Linked DNA regions of Mus musculus: region 2 is linked to region 1. A link is a loop called in an ENCODE intact Hi-C map of the cell type or tissue named here. Cell type or tissue: left cerebral cortex. All regions are shown on one strand. Each heading gives the region's core, and the rest is flanking DNA. Links, peaks and the distances in the headings are about the cores only. Region 1 holds the start of Gm26519 (predicted gene, 26519). Region 2 has its middle 14 kb from the start of Lrrc8d.

The links. Hi-C counts contacts between places; a loop is a spot of excess contacts. Peaks named below come from ENCODE experiments on the same cell type or tissue, not always from the same donor. Only the 100,000 strongest peaks of a DNase experiment are listed, where the experiment ranks them.
Region 2: it touches region 1 in a loop (4-fold over the local background); 14 of 42 quality-filtered maps call a loop at or near these places.

What each region holds. Positions count from the first base shown.
Region 1 is chr5:105,396,394-105,404,096 of GRCm38, reverse strand. Gm26519 (predicted gene, 26519) reads right to left here and starts at 2,871. Exons shown (of 3, transcript NR_166586.1): 1 at 2,470-2,871; 2 at 1,992-2,280. In left cerebral cortex, for the core only: a CTCF peak has its summit at 3,937 (motif pointing left); DNase peaks (open chromatin) are centred at 3,523 and 3,922; H3K4me3 peaks cover 642 bases; H3K27ac peaks cover 1,035 bases.
Region 2 is chr5:105,681,803-105,689,505 of GRCm38, reverse strand. No RefSeq gene overlaps it. Among named protein-coding and RNA genes, the nearest start is that of Lrrc8d, 14 kb to the left of the region's middle. In left cerebral cortex, for the core only: a CTCF peak has its summit at 4,493 (motif pointing left); a DNase peak (open chromatin) is centred at 4,479.

The sequences.
Region 1 (7,703 bases), core at 2,421-4,920:
TGTCGCTGTTATTATGACTGTCTGAGGTTGTAAGTAGAGTCTCACCTACACTTTGTGCGTACCAGCTTTTAGTATTTGTGTATGGTTTTTCTAAATGTATTCCATTGACAGTAGGTTTTATCCTTGGTGGCTTCTTGCTCTTCAATGCCCAAAGAACTCCAGATAGTCAGCTCTCAGCAGAATGATCAGACTCCCTGTGTTTTATCTTATTTGTTCTTTTGCTATCTACCGGGGTTCTAAACTCAGTTTCCTCACTTCAGAAAGTATCACTGAAAATCACTCAATAGTTGATAAAGTCAACAAATAGCCTTGAAAACCCAGTTAACATCTACTATCTCCTAGGTGGAGTATAAGCTTATATGACAAGTGGTAGCACATATTCTCCAACCCCCCACATACACATGTGCATACAAATGCACGTGCGCGCGCGCACGCACACACACACACACACGTGCATACACACAAGCACACCCTTACAAACATGCACAGAAATATATGTCCACACAGAGACTCACACAAACAAGTATGCATACACACAAGCACACACAGAAAAATATGCACACATATAGGGACATGACACATGTCTACACACAAATGCACACAATATGCACACAGATGTACACTCATGCATGTCGTGCATACATATATACATACACACACACATACACATGAGTATGCATATGTGCATACATAGGTACACATATACATCATCGTATGTCCCAGGAAGCTGTCCCTTGAAAGTGAAAATGGAATGGCCTTATAGCTCTGAATAAGTGAAATTCATTTTAGTTTTGTTAGTACTTATCTTTCATATGACAGATGATATGAAGCACTTCTTTTCCAAGCCCATTGGCATTGATAAATAGATACATAATTATTGGCTTAGAAAGAAGCGAAGATATCACCAACCACCCCCTTTAGGGGAATTATTTATATGAGAGCTAGAAACCAAGAATTATAGAATAGAGTTAATACTGATTATTTAGTTCATGCAAGGGCAATTCATAGAATGCTTTCTAATTATAAACTATTTAAGTATACATATTTATGTGTGTTGGGGGTGCCAGTGCATTCACATGGGTGTCAGTGGATAACCTGCAGGGAGTTGGTCCCTCTACTCCTTCATGTGGGTCACAGGGACCAAACTCGGGTCATCAGGCTGACCTTCACCCACTGAGCCCTCTAACTGGCCTAATAAATAGATTTAAACATTGAATTTGTGCATTAACTTAGAGCTAAGACAGTCACCATCACATCTACCAAGAGTTATCTAAATGGGACACTTCAGGGGTCATCTGTTTTGACTGAGTGCTAAATTTGGGTCATTTTTTTCTTTTTGGTAGTGTTATCATTTGGGTGGGGAACGTCCGCCGTGGGCTCATGTGTTTGAACTCTGTTCCTCTAGTGGTGGCACTGGTCCAGATGGTTATGGAACCGTTCGGAACCATGACTTGAGGCAGGTCGGCCATTGTTCTTTACTAGATAGCAGAGTCCTATTTCCTGTCTGTTCTCTCTTTGCTGACTATAAAAGCAATTTTCATATGTGTGTCTATGTGTATGTGTGTATATGTGTGTGCATATGTGTTTGTGTGTGTGGTGCATGTGTAGGTATGATGTGCACATATGTGTTTGTGTGTATATGTATGTGTGTGGTATGTATGTGTGTGTGGTGTGTGTGCATGTGTTTGTGTGTATGTATATGTGATTATATATACATATATATATACATATACATATATATATATATACATATATATATATAGTGTGTGTGTGTGTGTGTGTGTGTGTGTGGTGTGTGTATGTGTGTGTGTGCGTGCACTTGCACACATTTCTTGGAGCCTGTGTGGAGGTCAGAGGTCTTTTAGTTGTTTCTCTTCTACTTGTTGATGTGAGCTGCTCAAAGTGACTCCATTTTATTCTAGTTTCGGCTAACTTCTGGCTGAAAAGCTTCCCAGTGCCCTCCCACTCCCCAACCCCCCCCCCCCACTAACCACATCCTGGTGGCAGAACGGTCTCATGCAGTCACACCTGCAGCTTCCGGTCTCATGCAGTCACACCTGCAGCTTCCGGTCTCATGCAGTCACACCTGCAGCTTCCGGTCTCATGCAGTCACACCTGCAGCTTCCGGTCTCATGCAGTCACACCTGCAGCTTCCGGTCTCATGCAGTCACACCTGCAGCTTCCGGTCTCATGCAGTCACACCTGCAGCTTCCGGTCTCATGCAGTCACACCTGCAGCTTCCGGTCTCATGCAGTCACACCTGCAGCTTCCGGAGGTCCACTGTTTTACAACACAAAACCAATTTGTTTTAATCAGATGAACTGAAACTTTCAAAACTTCTGCCCCCCACCCCCGGCCCACACCTGGGGTGATGTGATTGTGGGGTTTGGCTTAATAAACCCTACTCTGCTTCTGAGAGTCCTGTCTGTCTTGAGCCCACTGTTTTGAACAAAGGACTCTTAATCTGACCTGCAATGAGTGGTGTTCTCCTGGGTCTTCGGGGCACAGCAGAGGAAGGTCTCTGTTTCAGTTCCTTCTATGTTGCTGTCATCAAAAGCAGGATCAAAAGCAAATTGGGGAGAAAGCTTATTTTAGTTCATAGGTTCATTATCTTGGAAGGCAGGGCAGGAACCTGGAGGCAGGAACTGAGGCAGAAACCACAGAGGAGTGCTGCTTACTGACCTGCTCAGCCTGATTTCTAATAGAACCTTGGACCACCGCTAAGGAGTGGCAGCATCCGCTGTGGCCCCTATCCCATTAACAGTCAAGAGGATGCCTCATGGGCTTGCTCAGAGGGCAGCCAGATTGGTGTAATTTCCCAGTGAGGTGGCCTCCTAGTTTGTGTCAGCTTGACAAAAACTAACCAGTGTAGTCTTCTCCCCCCACCCCCTCACCCGCCCCACTGTGCAGCCTATTCCAGGCTGGCTTGGCCCCTGATCTTTTAGGCCAGTCTCCGGTCTCCGCCTCTCATCTTTCTGTGAGAGATTCAATACAGCAAGAACTTTATACCCACTGAGCCATTGCTCCAATCATCTCTGTGCTTCTTAGAATAAAAAACTGATTTTGGCAGCTTTAAAACTGGTATGAGAAAAGCACATGATTCTAGAAGAAAACAATGCATATTGTTTTGAGAAGAAACACTGGCCTGTTATGCTGCAGCTGTTGCGATGAAGTTATTTCTCCAGATAGCTGGCTTTAAGGCAAAAACAATTTAGACCCTTTTAAATTGAGGGCTTAGTCTTTTGGAAAACTAAAGATTCACTGGGTACAAAGAAAATGATTTATTGTACCAATTATAGCCTACTGGCATATGAAATGCTCGTTTTATGAGCCGGCCCTGCCAAATGTCCGGTTATTTCAGCCACTAAAGTCTATTTTTATGGAAATAGATGTCTGCTCTCATTGGTGCCGCCCCTGGCAATACAGATGGGCTATTTGTCGCTCTGTTCCAGCCTGTAGAAAGCCTGGTTTGATGTTTGAGTTGGATCTGAACCAACTAGCTTGTGATGGATGCCGGCATCTACTTGATCCTCCCTCGTGATCTTCAGCGTTCAGGTCTGCTCTAAGCACGCATACAACGCTGGTCCCTGAAAGCACGGGCTTTCCCATCATGGCCTTGGGCATTTTAAGAACTGCAATGTGAGCTAGCACGGTTGACTGCTTTCAAATACTTCCCAAATGTCATCAGCGTAAATAATCTTTTGTCTCTTATTTATGAAAGGACCACTGAGCTCATAATCAGAGGTCCTTTATGACGCAGTTGTTTTCTGATATGTAATGAATGAATGTAGCCATTCTCTCAGGATGGGGTGAGGGCAATTTTGAAAACATGTTTCTGAATCGATTTCGTTTCACACTAACTTTCTCTTAAGGTCTGACCGCCTCTTGTTTCTCTCCGAGTTTCATTTGTTTTTATAAAGCGCCCTCTTGTGGTTTGAGTGAGAATGGCCGGGGCTCTTAGGTTGGAATACTTGGTCTCTAGTTGGTAGTCGCAAATAACATTGCTATCAAGGCATCACTAGGATTCATTTGTTTCTTGCTTTCCTTAAAAAATATTTTAGATTTATGCCTGTGAGTGTTTTGCTTGCATCTATTATGGGTACCCTGTGTGTGCAGTGCCAGAAGAGGGCGTCAGAGCCTCTGCACCTGGAGTTAAAGATGGTTGTGAACTACCATGTGGATGCTGGAAGCTAGACCTAGGTAAGTCCTCTGCAAGAGCAGTCATTTTTAGTCCCATTTCTTCCTTTCCTTTATTTATCTAACAGATGTCTGTTGACTGCCTGCCATGTGTAAGGGTCTGCCAGGAGCTAGGCACAGGGCACTTAAATGTAAATGACCTAGAGAGAGCATGTATTTGTTTTCTTTGGGGTCATACGATGGCTCTTCATGCCCCCATCATAGTGGTACCACTGTGAAATATTTGCCAAGCCTTCACGTAGTGCTAGGCACTGAGATACTAATCGTTATTTGACTATGAATTTTTCATGATCCTACTTGTGCACGAAGGCACTGGTATGTAAGCACCCATTAAGAGATCTGCCCCCATACAGCTAGCTAACTCTCATTGTTTACACATCTAATACAGCTTTATAAGATTTTAAGTTTCAAAAGGGCCTTGCCTCGGTGTGGCTCAACCTGCTTCCTCTGACAAAATGGTTGAATTTCTCAAAGTCAATGCAGAGCCAAGCTTCTGTGGACCTTTGTTTGTTTGGACTTAGCACGACACACTCTGGTTTCTCAGCAGGTAATGGAGAACCCTCCTGCAGAAGGCTAAGCTACTCACCAGGCAGATCTGGACTCTCCAGGACAGTTTTAGCTCTTGCTCATCTAGGACATAAGTCCAGTCTCTTCTTTCTCCCCAGTGTTTTGGCAGCCTCTGTGTCTCTTGCCAAGTCAGTGTATTCCCTTTACAGTCTCTTGTTTGCACTGTAGCTCTCCCGGCTGGTGTGTCTGCAGATGTGAAGTCTCGAATGGAGTCTCCGTCTTCCCTTCTCCACTTAGTGGTTTATATGTTTCTCAGTGTCATTTCTGGATACGCTTGATGCTTTTCCCCCTCTTGAATGTGCAGACGTTAAATCAGCAGATGTACCAGAAGTTGCTACACGGCTTTGTCAAGCTTTTTCTCTGTCACTTATAGGCAGTTAATATTGGGAAAGTTGTATTAGCTGTATATATCTTAAGTTCCTAACTCAAAAAAAAAAAAAAAAAAAAAAGCAAAATGCCTCTCTTAAGAGGGTGCTGGAAGAATCAAATAAAATAATACAACACTTCCCATGGTAAGACATTGATAACAGTTGGCTTATTATTCCTGGATTGGTAGAGAATGTTAATAACTTCCATCGGCATGTGTTTGTGAGAGGTGGTAGGACCTGCCAGGACCCCATGGGAGAGCTGGAGGGGGGAGGAAGGATAGGGCTCAGGATGGCAGGTGAGCTTATATCTGATACCTGGAGGTCCAAGCAGGAAGTGTGGAAACAGAATTGTTGCTGAGTTCTTGCACTTGGTTAAAATATGAGGCTAAAGAAGTGGGGAAGATTTGTCAAGGCATAAGAAGGCTCATTTTCTTAGAGTGATGTCTGTGTCAGTCCCTCCTCCCCGTCTTCAGAAATGACCACCAAACTGTCCTGGGAAGAAATGGCACCAAGAACTGAAGGATGAGGAGAAACCACGGGAGCAGATGCCACAATTAGGTCATGTGGTGAAGGGCCAGAAGTCAGCGTTGGGATCAGCCCAGAGCAGAGCAGAGAGTGTGAGCCCTGGGCTTGTGGAGTTGGGCTGTGGGCCTGGTTGTGGGGCAGCTGCTGTGAGCAGGGAAGCTATGGAGAACCTGGCTAAGTTGTAAGGCCCTTATAATCAATGAGAACTTAGCTGTGTGTAATCAGATCTCTTATGGGGCTGCCTAATGCACACTACACTCTGCTAATGCTGTCTGTCAGTGTGGCACAGATAACGAGAAATAGATCTGAGGGCGATTTTTAGAGGAAAGGCTTTGCGGCTACAATTCATAGTCATTTTCCTTCGTGATAGAAATGGAATGTTTCATTTACAATCTTGTTTTTATTCACATGGGTAGTCTGAATAATGCTTTCATTAATGTAAATATGTATGGTGTATTTAATACTTATGGTTGGAGAAATGATAGGGAAAACCCCCACAAGTTAAGTTTTGCATCTTGCTGTCAGTATAAATTGTATTTAGAAGGACGGACATTGGTCTGTGGGATTAAACCCCAAGGGAACTTCACCGTACAAGAGCCCATGGTTGTTTTAGGTTGCAAGGCAGAGTTGATTTAGGAATTAGTGTCTTATCTAAATTTTTTATTTTTCCTAAAGGTAGGACTTTCTCTTCCTCTCTTCTCCTTCCCTAGCTGCCCTTAGTTGCATGGCAGGGAAGGACTGTGGGCTACTCCTCACACCTAACTATTCACCTCTCTCCAAAGTTCATAAATGACTGGCACTTCATGTTCTTGCTGGGCCTGGCTGATAGCCAGGGGTGTCTGGCTATCCCAGGCTATGGAGGCTCCCTGGCTAGTCCTTTTCACCTCTTCTCCTCTAATGTGGCATGCTCCTCACTCTTGACTGCTGCCACTCTCCCTTGGCGTCTGGATTTCTGGATTCTGTTGGAATCTTCTTTCCCTCTCACCCAAAGCCTTAGTTGATCTTGAAGGACCTCTGCATGTCAGCCCAAGTACATTGATTCTTGCTATCTCTCTCTTTCTCTATGTAACATCATTATCTATCTATCTATCTATCTATCTATCTATCTATCTATCTATCTATCTATCTATCTACCTTTATATCTACCTATATCCATCAATTTATTTACTGGTATGGTCTCTTTATGTATTTCAGGCTAACCTCAGACTTGTGATTCTCCTGACTCATCTTCCTGGGTGCTGGGATCACTGGTGTGCAGCACTATGCTTGGCAACCATTTTACTTTTAGAATTATTGGATCTGGGGCTGGTGTGATGGCTCAGTGGGTAAAAGCCCTTGCTGCCAACCCTGACAACCTGAGTTGAATCCAGGGTACCCACAAGTGGAGGAAGAGAACAACTCCGTAGAACTAACTTCACCACATTGTTCTCTTGTGTGCACACAGAGGCACATAAAAGAGTAAAGCACTCACTGGATCTTTAGTTTTGGAGAATAAGCACACACACAATTTTCTTTGTATTTCTTGTGTCTAACTAACTTAGTGTGTCTAATTCTGGGACAGTTGAACAAATGTTTGCCAAACTAAACAGAAACAGAGAGAGTTCTTGGACTCTGTAATGTCTTAGGAATATAGTCTTTTTCCCTGGCTTGTTATCACTAAAAGATAAAACGTCATTATAACTACTCAAAAAGCCAAAAACTAACTAGTGACTGTGATTTAAGAACCACTCAGGAAACCAAGTGGCACGAGTCCTTTATCTTGTCACACCAGTCTCTGGAAATACCAAGATCAGAATGACTTAGGGGCACATTTGTCCTCATAGTGATCAGGGGGTGACATTTGCCCACGTTGTAGCTCTTCAAAGGTCTTCATTTAATAAATGCATATACGAAGAAAATGCACTGCTGACCATGACTTATGTGCCTGCCTTTCAATCCCAGGATTCAGAGGTAGAGGCAGGAGGATAATTAGCCCACCACCAGCCTGAGTTACATAGTGAGATTTGGATTCAAAAATAAAGAAAAAATGTCAAGCCAAGGGGGAAC
Region 2 (7,703 bases), core at 3,092-5,591, 280 kb before region 1:
GAGCCCCAGGAGACTCTGGTTGCACAAAGGCCTCAGTGTCAGGGGAGCTGGCTTCTGAGTCTCTGAAAGCAGAAGGTAGGAGCTGTAGCCACTTGGGACTGGAGTCAAGTGTGCTTTCTTTTGCCTCTGGCTTGTGCTATGGGCCCCTTGATGGCTTGCAGAATAATTCACCCCAACAGGTACAATCTTATAGGTGCGACTTTAGACTTAAGTGGGTATATTAGAAACCATTTTAAGTTCTGATAATTTATCATACCTTGCCAGGATTTATTGATACTGTCTGTCTGTCTGTCTGTCTGTCTCTCTCTCTCTCTCTATATATATATATATATACATATATATATATACACACACATATACATATATATATATACACACATATATGTGTGTATGTATACATATGTATATATGTATGTGTATGTATATATATGGAGAGAGAGAGAGAGAGATTATTTCTATGTACACCAGAAAAGGGCATGAGATCCTCTTACAGATGGTTGTGAGCCACCATGTGGTTTCTGGGAATTGAACTCAGGACCTCTAGAAGAGCAGCCAGTACTCTTAACCACTGAGCCATCTCTCCAGGCCCTTGGAGTGTTTTTTTAATTAAATTAATTTTAAAGTTTTCATCCAAGTGTTTACTGTACATTGAACATATTCTGACCCATATTCTGTCATCCTGCTGTTTCTCCAACCCATGTGTCCTCTTGTCCCTCTAGACAGTTATAAGTATCCAGATTCTCTTTTTAAAAAAACGTGAGCCAGGGTGGTTTAATCCTGGTACTTGGTAGGCAGGCAGATCTCTGTGAGTTTGATAATAGCCTGGTTTACATATCAGGTTCTAGGACAACCAGGGCTACATAGAGAGATACTATCTCAATAAAATAAAATAAAATAAAATAAAATAAAATAAAATAAAATAAAATAAAAATAAAGCCACACACAGAAAACAAGCAAACAAAAGCCAAAATAACCAAAAATTACATGTATTTGTGTGTGTGTATGTGTGTGTGTGTGTGTGTGTGTGTGTGTGTGTGTGTGTTGTGTGTGTGTGTGTGTTTACATGCAAGTGAGTTGAGGTCAGATATCCATGGAGACCAGAAGAAGGAGTTGGGTCCTCTGTACTTACAGGAGCTGTAAGCTGCCTGGTGCGGGTGTTGGGAGCCAAACTCAGTCTCTGGAAGAACAGCAAGTGCCCTTTACTGCTGAGCTTACTCTCCATCTTTAAGTTTTTTCTTCTTTTTGGTTTTAAAAAAAAAAATCCCACTGTGTACACAGAGCATATTTTCTTTATGCATCCTCTGTGGTTGAGCACCTACGTTCTAGAACTTGAAAGTAACAAATGGTATCCAGTATAAATTGGTGTGCTAATGAATCTGTGTGTGTTTGTCATTTTATTTTATTTTTATTTTTTGGCTCTTTTACTTTGATTTTGAGAAAGGATTTTGCTATATAGCTTCAGTCTGGCAATCCTCCTGCCTCGGCTTCAACTTATCTGCATTATCTTATTTACTCACTAGCAGTCCTAAGTGCAAGTCCTGGGTAGAGCACTTGTTATCTGTGTCAGGCAAAGGACCCTCCCCTGGTTAAATTATAATTAACTCCGGGTGCTAGGACGGAAAGCTGTAAACAAGGCTGCTCTGACAGCAGACATTGGCTGTCTTGAAGTTTTGGAGGTGAAGTCCAAGATCAACCTGCTAGAAGGCTCACTGTCTTGTGACATCTTTACCCTTAGGTTGCTGTTGTTTGCTTTTCCCTGTGTCCCCACATGGCCTTTGACCATGAGGCATTCTGCGATGCCTCATCTTAGGGCACTAGTCCTACCCTAACCGCCTTATTTAGCCTCAGTTATTCTGATAGAGATTCCTTCTCCAAAGCTGCTACACCACGCTGGGGATTAGGGCTTCATGTATGAACTGGGGGCGGGGCACAGACATTTAGCATTATGAGTAGGTTCTTCAGCAGTAAAATGGAAATGACTGGTGCTTGACATTGGGGAGAGCTCAATAACATGAGCAACGTGCTCAGGAGAGGCCCGGCCCGGAGCACCATCCGCACGGTCTCCAGGGTGGCCTTGGTATCAGTCCACCTGGAAACTCGCTGACTCTCGGTAGCATCATTAGCAAGGGGCTAAGGTGGCCCAGCAGACGCTTTGTGAAATCTACAGCCTGGCTTTGTCCCATCATCCTTCAGGGCTTCCCAAGGCCTTTTTACAGACACAACACACAATGTGGAGATCAAACATGGACTTCCCGTATGCTAAGCAAGCACTCTATTGACCAAGCTACATCCTCGCACAATGTACCAATGATAAGATCCAGAGTCATTTGAATTCTCCCAAGAGTGGGATGGAATCATTTCTTCTTTCTTGCTAACAGTTAAACACACCGACATAGGGATCTTGAGATGGCTCCGTCGTAACCATTACAGGTTCAGTTTCAGGAACTGGATGTGGCTTTTGATTATTTTTCTTTAACGTTAGGGATCCAAACCAGGACACACACCAGGCACCTGCTTTGTCAGTGAACCCACTTCCATATGCATTCTGATTCTCCAGGGTCTAGCATAGCATCAGTCACATCCAAGGACGAAAAGAAATATGTGTCCAGTTCAACAACACTAGATCGACAGGGAAAATGAAGGTGGTGAAATAGCTATGACGTCACAGCTCCTCTGGGGGTCCCACCCTGACTCCTGACCACAGGGTGGCACACTTTCCGTGCTTATATAAATCAAGATAGTTCAGCTTTTAAAAAGGGAATCCTGTATCCTAGGCTGGCTCTAGACTCACTACACAGCCAAAAATGGCGTTGGTTTTTTGTTTTCCTGTTTCTACCTCCTAAGTGCTAGGATTATAGGCTTTCACCTAAATCGGGGTGGGGGTGGGGGTGGTTAGAGCCTTGTGCCCTCTAGGCGAGCCACCTTTCAACCGCATCCCCAGTCCTACAGCTGCCACTTTTGAGAAACAAATGTGTAGAAATGAAGCATCCTGAGAAAATGTTTGAAGTAGCAGTAACAAATGCAAATCTGGGTGGATGGCGTAATACAGAAGTGTGAACTCATTCAAATGAATGCAAGCAGAGGCACCCGGACTCAGAGCTCACCAGCTACCCACACCGTAATCATGATAACCACTCAGGATGCTTAATAAATGAACCGGATATTAACCCAGCCTTGGGATCACACTGTGTATAGGGCTTGGCGCCTACAAATAGGACTTGAGGTGTTTCTGACCCCTGCAAAGAATTATGAGCCAGTGTGAGGCAGCATTTAGGAGCTCCCCTTGCAGCATAGGAAGCCCTAGGAGTCAGGGTCAATACAGAGTCCTCTAAAGACACACAGAGGAGTGCTAAGAAGACCTTGGGTGGGGTGGCCGTGGGGTGGGGGAGGGGAGCTCACTGGCCTCAGAAATGGCAAGAGAAGGGGGAAGGCACTTCCAGTTAGCAAGTGTGGAATGGAGCAAGAGAGAAATCCAGAAAGGTATTTGTGACTGTGACTGCAGGGAGACTGGCCAGCCAGGAGTCAAGGATGCGGAACAAGGGAGTTTCGATGTAAGAATCTTTTTTTTTTTTTTTTTTTTTTTTTTTTTTTTTTTTTCTCGAGACAGGGTTTCTCTGTGTAGCCCTGGCTATCCTGGAACTCACTCTGTAGACCAGACTGGCCTCGAACTCAGAAATCCGCCTGCCTCTGCCTCTCAAGTGCTGGGATTAAAGGCATGTGCCACCACTGCCTGGCTCGATGTAAGAATCTTAAAGAGTTCTGCAAATGAAGACACTGACTCAAACATCAACTATCCATGCCATTTGAAGAAGGCAGACAGTAAAATGCTCCTGTACTTAGGACTTTGAAAACATCGCCATCGCTCGCTTTTAGTATAACTTCAGTTTCTTCCTTCCCCCACCCCCCACCTCCGGTCCCACTCGTTCCGGCCCAAAGATTTTTTAAAATTTTATTTATTTATTTATTTATTTATTTATTTATGAATGATATGTAAGTACATTGTAGCTGTCTTCAGACCCACCAGAAGAGGGCCTCAGATCTCATTACAGATGGTTGTGAGCCAATGTGGTTGCTGGAATTTGAACTCGGACTTCTGGAAGAGCAGTCAGTGCTCTTAACCGCTGAGCCATCTCTTCAGCCCAGTTTCTTAATCTATAAAGCGGAGATAATTATACCAGTCCTGTTTTACTGAGATCTGAGACTAAATGGGAAAGGTCATTCCATTACTAGGGTGGGGCTGGTGTGGGGCTGGTGTGGAGCTGGGGTAAGGGTGGGGTGGGGATGGGGGTGGGGTGGTGATGAGGTGGGGGTGGGTGAGTGGCGAGCACTGGTTCGTAACCCATCAAGCAGCCCGTGACATTTGGCCTGGAGATGCTATCTGTAGATTTTTATTGCTCATTTCCTGTTTCATCCTTGCGTTGCCAGGTGTCTAGCTGCACTGGCAGGCTTTCTGGGCGTCTCTGCAGCCAGCCTTCTCGTGGTGCGCCCTCTAGTGTTGAATGCTTCAATGACTTAATCTAAATGTAAATGTGAGCGTGAAGACTCTGATTTACAAGGAAACTGTCCTTAGGAGTGCTAAATAATAATAATGGTGGTAATAATAATAATAATAATAATAATAATATTTTTAAAAGCTCTGTTTTATACATAATATGAAAGACAGCATTTTGGGGCAGGGTATCATGTAATCCACACAGAAGACCTTGAACTTCCTGCCTCCATCTCCCAAGTGTTGGGAGGACAGGCTTACCCCACCACGCCTGGCTTTTGGGAGTCTGGGAGTGGAACCCAGTGTTCCATGCATGCTAGACAGTTACCCTGCCAACTGAGCTACATCCCTAGCCCCACAAAACGGCTTCTTGTTGTTGCTGTTGTTTATTTATTTTTGTTTTTGTTGTTTGTAGGCAGGGTCTCACTGTGTATTCCTGCTGGCTTGTAACTCCCTTTGTATACCTGAATGACCTGGACCTAACAGTGACCAACCTGCTTCTGTCTCCTAAGTGCTGGGCATAAAGACTTGTGTCAGCACACCCAGTTGTTGCTGGCTTTGTTTTGTTGTTTGCTTGTAAATAAGGTCTCACAGCTTATCTCTAACAGGCCTGGAGCTTGTAGAGATTCTCTTGGCTCTGTCTCCTAGGTGCTAGGGTGAAAGGCAGGCACACCACACCCAGGGAGGTCAGCTCACTTGGTGTTGCTCATGTGTTTATTGGTGCTGGAATCTCCCTGACATATTTAACCTGTCTAGACCTCTGTTTCCTCATCTGTCAGGGTAAGGTCTCCTGGGTCACAGCCCTTGTTTGTCTTCATAGTCATCATGATTGGCTTTAGGATCACCATGGAAACAGACCTCTGGGGCAGCGGATTTGTTTTTCAGAGAGTTTAACTGAGGAGAAACTCAGCTGGGGTTCCAGGACCAGTGAACCTGAGGCTGTGAGGGGAATCTTGGTACTTCTCTCTGCCTGCTTCCTCACCAGCCTCAGGACCAGCTGCTTCTCACAGTGTCCCCCCACCCTTCCCCCACCGCCAGGTCACGCACTGTTCTCTCCAGCACCAGCCGGAGGAAACCCTTTCTTCCTTAAGTTAGTTTCATCAGGCATTTTGCAAAAGCAATAGAAGAAGTAATTACATTTTGAGAGCAAAAAACAAAAACAATCGGTTAAAATGTTCTCAAAAGCTGTTAAGGCGCTACAGAAATACGAGGTGAGGAAATAGATCATGCGCTAGTCTAATTTTTCTGAACAGTGTATAGGAAACAGACATGTCTTAATTTTGTCTTTTCTTAAGCAGAAGAGGCCTACGTCAACATTATTGTGGATATTAATAAGAAATATATAGGACAGTGGTTCTCAGCCTTCCTAACAATGCAACCCTTTAATACAGTCCCTCATGTTGTGACCACCAAACATAAAATTATTTTTTGTTGCTACTTCATAGCTAGTTTTGTTACTGTTGTGAATTGTAATGTAAATATCTGTGTTTTCCAATGGTCTTAGGTGACCAATGGTCTTCATACCCCCATGAAAAGGTCGTTCCTCCCCAAATTTGTTGATACCTACAGGTTAGAACCACTGATGTAGAAGCTGTAGTCAGGAGACAGCTCAGTAGACAAGCTCAAGTGTGAACTTGAGTTCAAATTGCCAACACCCACAGGAGAAGCTGAGTGCGGTGGCGCCTGTGCCTGTGACCCAGTGTGTCAAGGGCAGAGAGACAGGAGGACCATGGAGTTTGAAGCTGCTAGGCCAGCATAGTTCAGGGAGGGAGGAGACCTGGGAGAAGCAATGGGGAGAGTAATACTACTCAGACATGAGAGTGCACACTTGAACACACTCGCACACACACACACATATACCATATTACAAACTCACACACACATGCACACATATCTGTGCATATACCGCATCACACATACATACATGCATACATATATGCATATGCCACATTACACATATGGGTATGCATATATCACATAATGCATACATGTGCATATACCACATCTTACACACATGTGTGGATATTCCACATTATACACACATGTGCATACATATCTCTGTATATACCACATTACATATATATGTGTATTACCACATTATACACACATTTGTGCATATACCACATCTGTGTATATACCATACCACACACACACACACATATGTGGGTATGCTACATTACACATATGTGTGTACATATATCACATTATGCATACATGTGTGTATATACCACATCTCACACACACATTTTTATACACATGTGTGTGCACATACCACATTACACACACATACATGCACACACATGTGCATTGCCACATTATACACACATTTGTGCATATACCACACACACACACACAAAACCTGAAAACAAATTCTAATTTGTAGCCTAGTGAAGCTGTTCAAGCCCCGCCGTCAAAGCCAGAAAGCTGTTGGTGATTGAAATAGTCTTGTTCAATTTGGCTGCCCAGCTGTGTCTTCTGTCTCTGGTGAAGGTTTGCATAAACAACAGAGAAGAGTGCCTCAAGGGGTTAGCAGTCTCGTCCACAGTACTTACAGAGCAGATGGAGAAGAGCCTTCTGCATCTCTGGGGTACCTCATGGCCTGGTTCTTGTCTATATTTTGAAAAATCAGTTTCCAACCTGTGCTGACCGAAGGGAAGGGCCCAGGTTTCGGAAAAATGCTGATGAGAGCCTCTGACCCCCACCCTTCTTTCTATTGTTGTCTCCCTGGCTACGGTGAGGTGCAGCATCTGAAGTGGTGATGAGCTGGCTCATTCCGCCCACATTTCTCTTTTTAAACCTGAGGATTCCCAGCAGCAAACTACTTAGCATGAGATGCATTCATTTCGAGCCTTAGTGACCAAACGGTGGCATTTGATGACTGCGCAGCGGTGAAGTTCCTGGGACACGGGAGCAGAAAAGTGAACACACTTTGCTCAGGCTTCCCACGGCACAAAGAAGTCCCCGGGAACATGCTGACTGAAGCGTCATGTCTCGCTCTACAGTCCCTAGCCCCCAAGAATCCTTATTCCAGTGTGGCTTATGGGAAATCCTCAAGAATTGTAATTTCTGACTGTTTCCTTTCTTTTGAGACAGAGTATCCATATCCCAAGCTGGCCCTGAACCTACTGCATAGTGGATGATGCTATGGTTGTGGTACGCAGGACGGAACCCAAGGCTCCCTGCATGCCAGGCAAACACTCTAGCAGCTGAACTG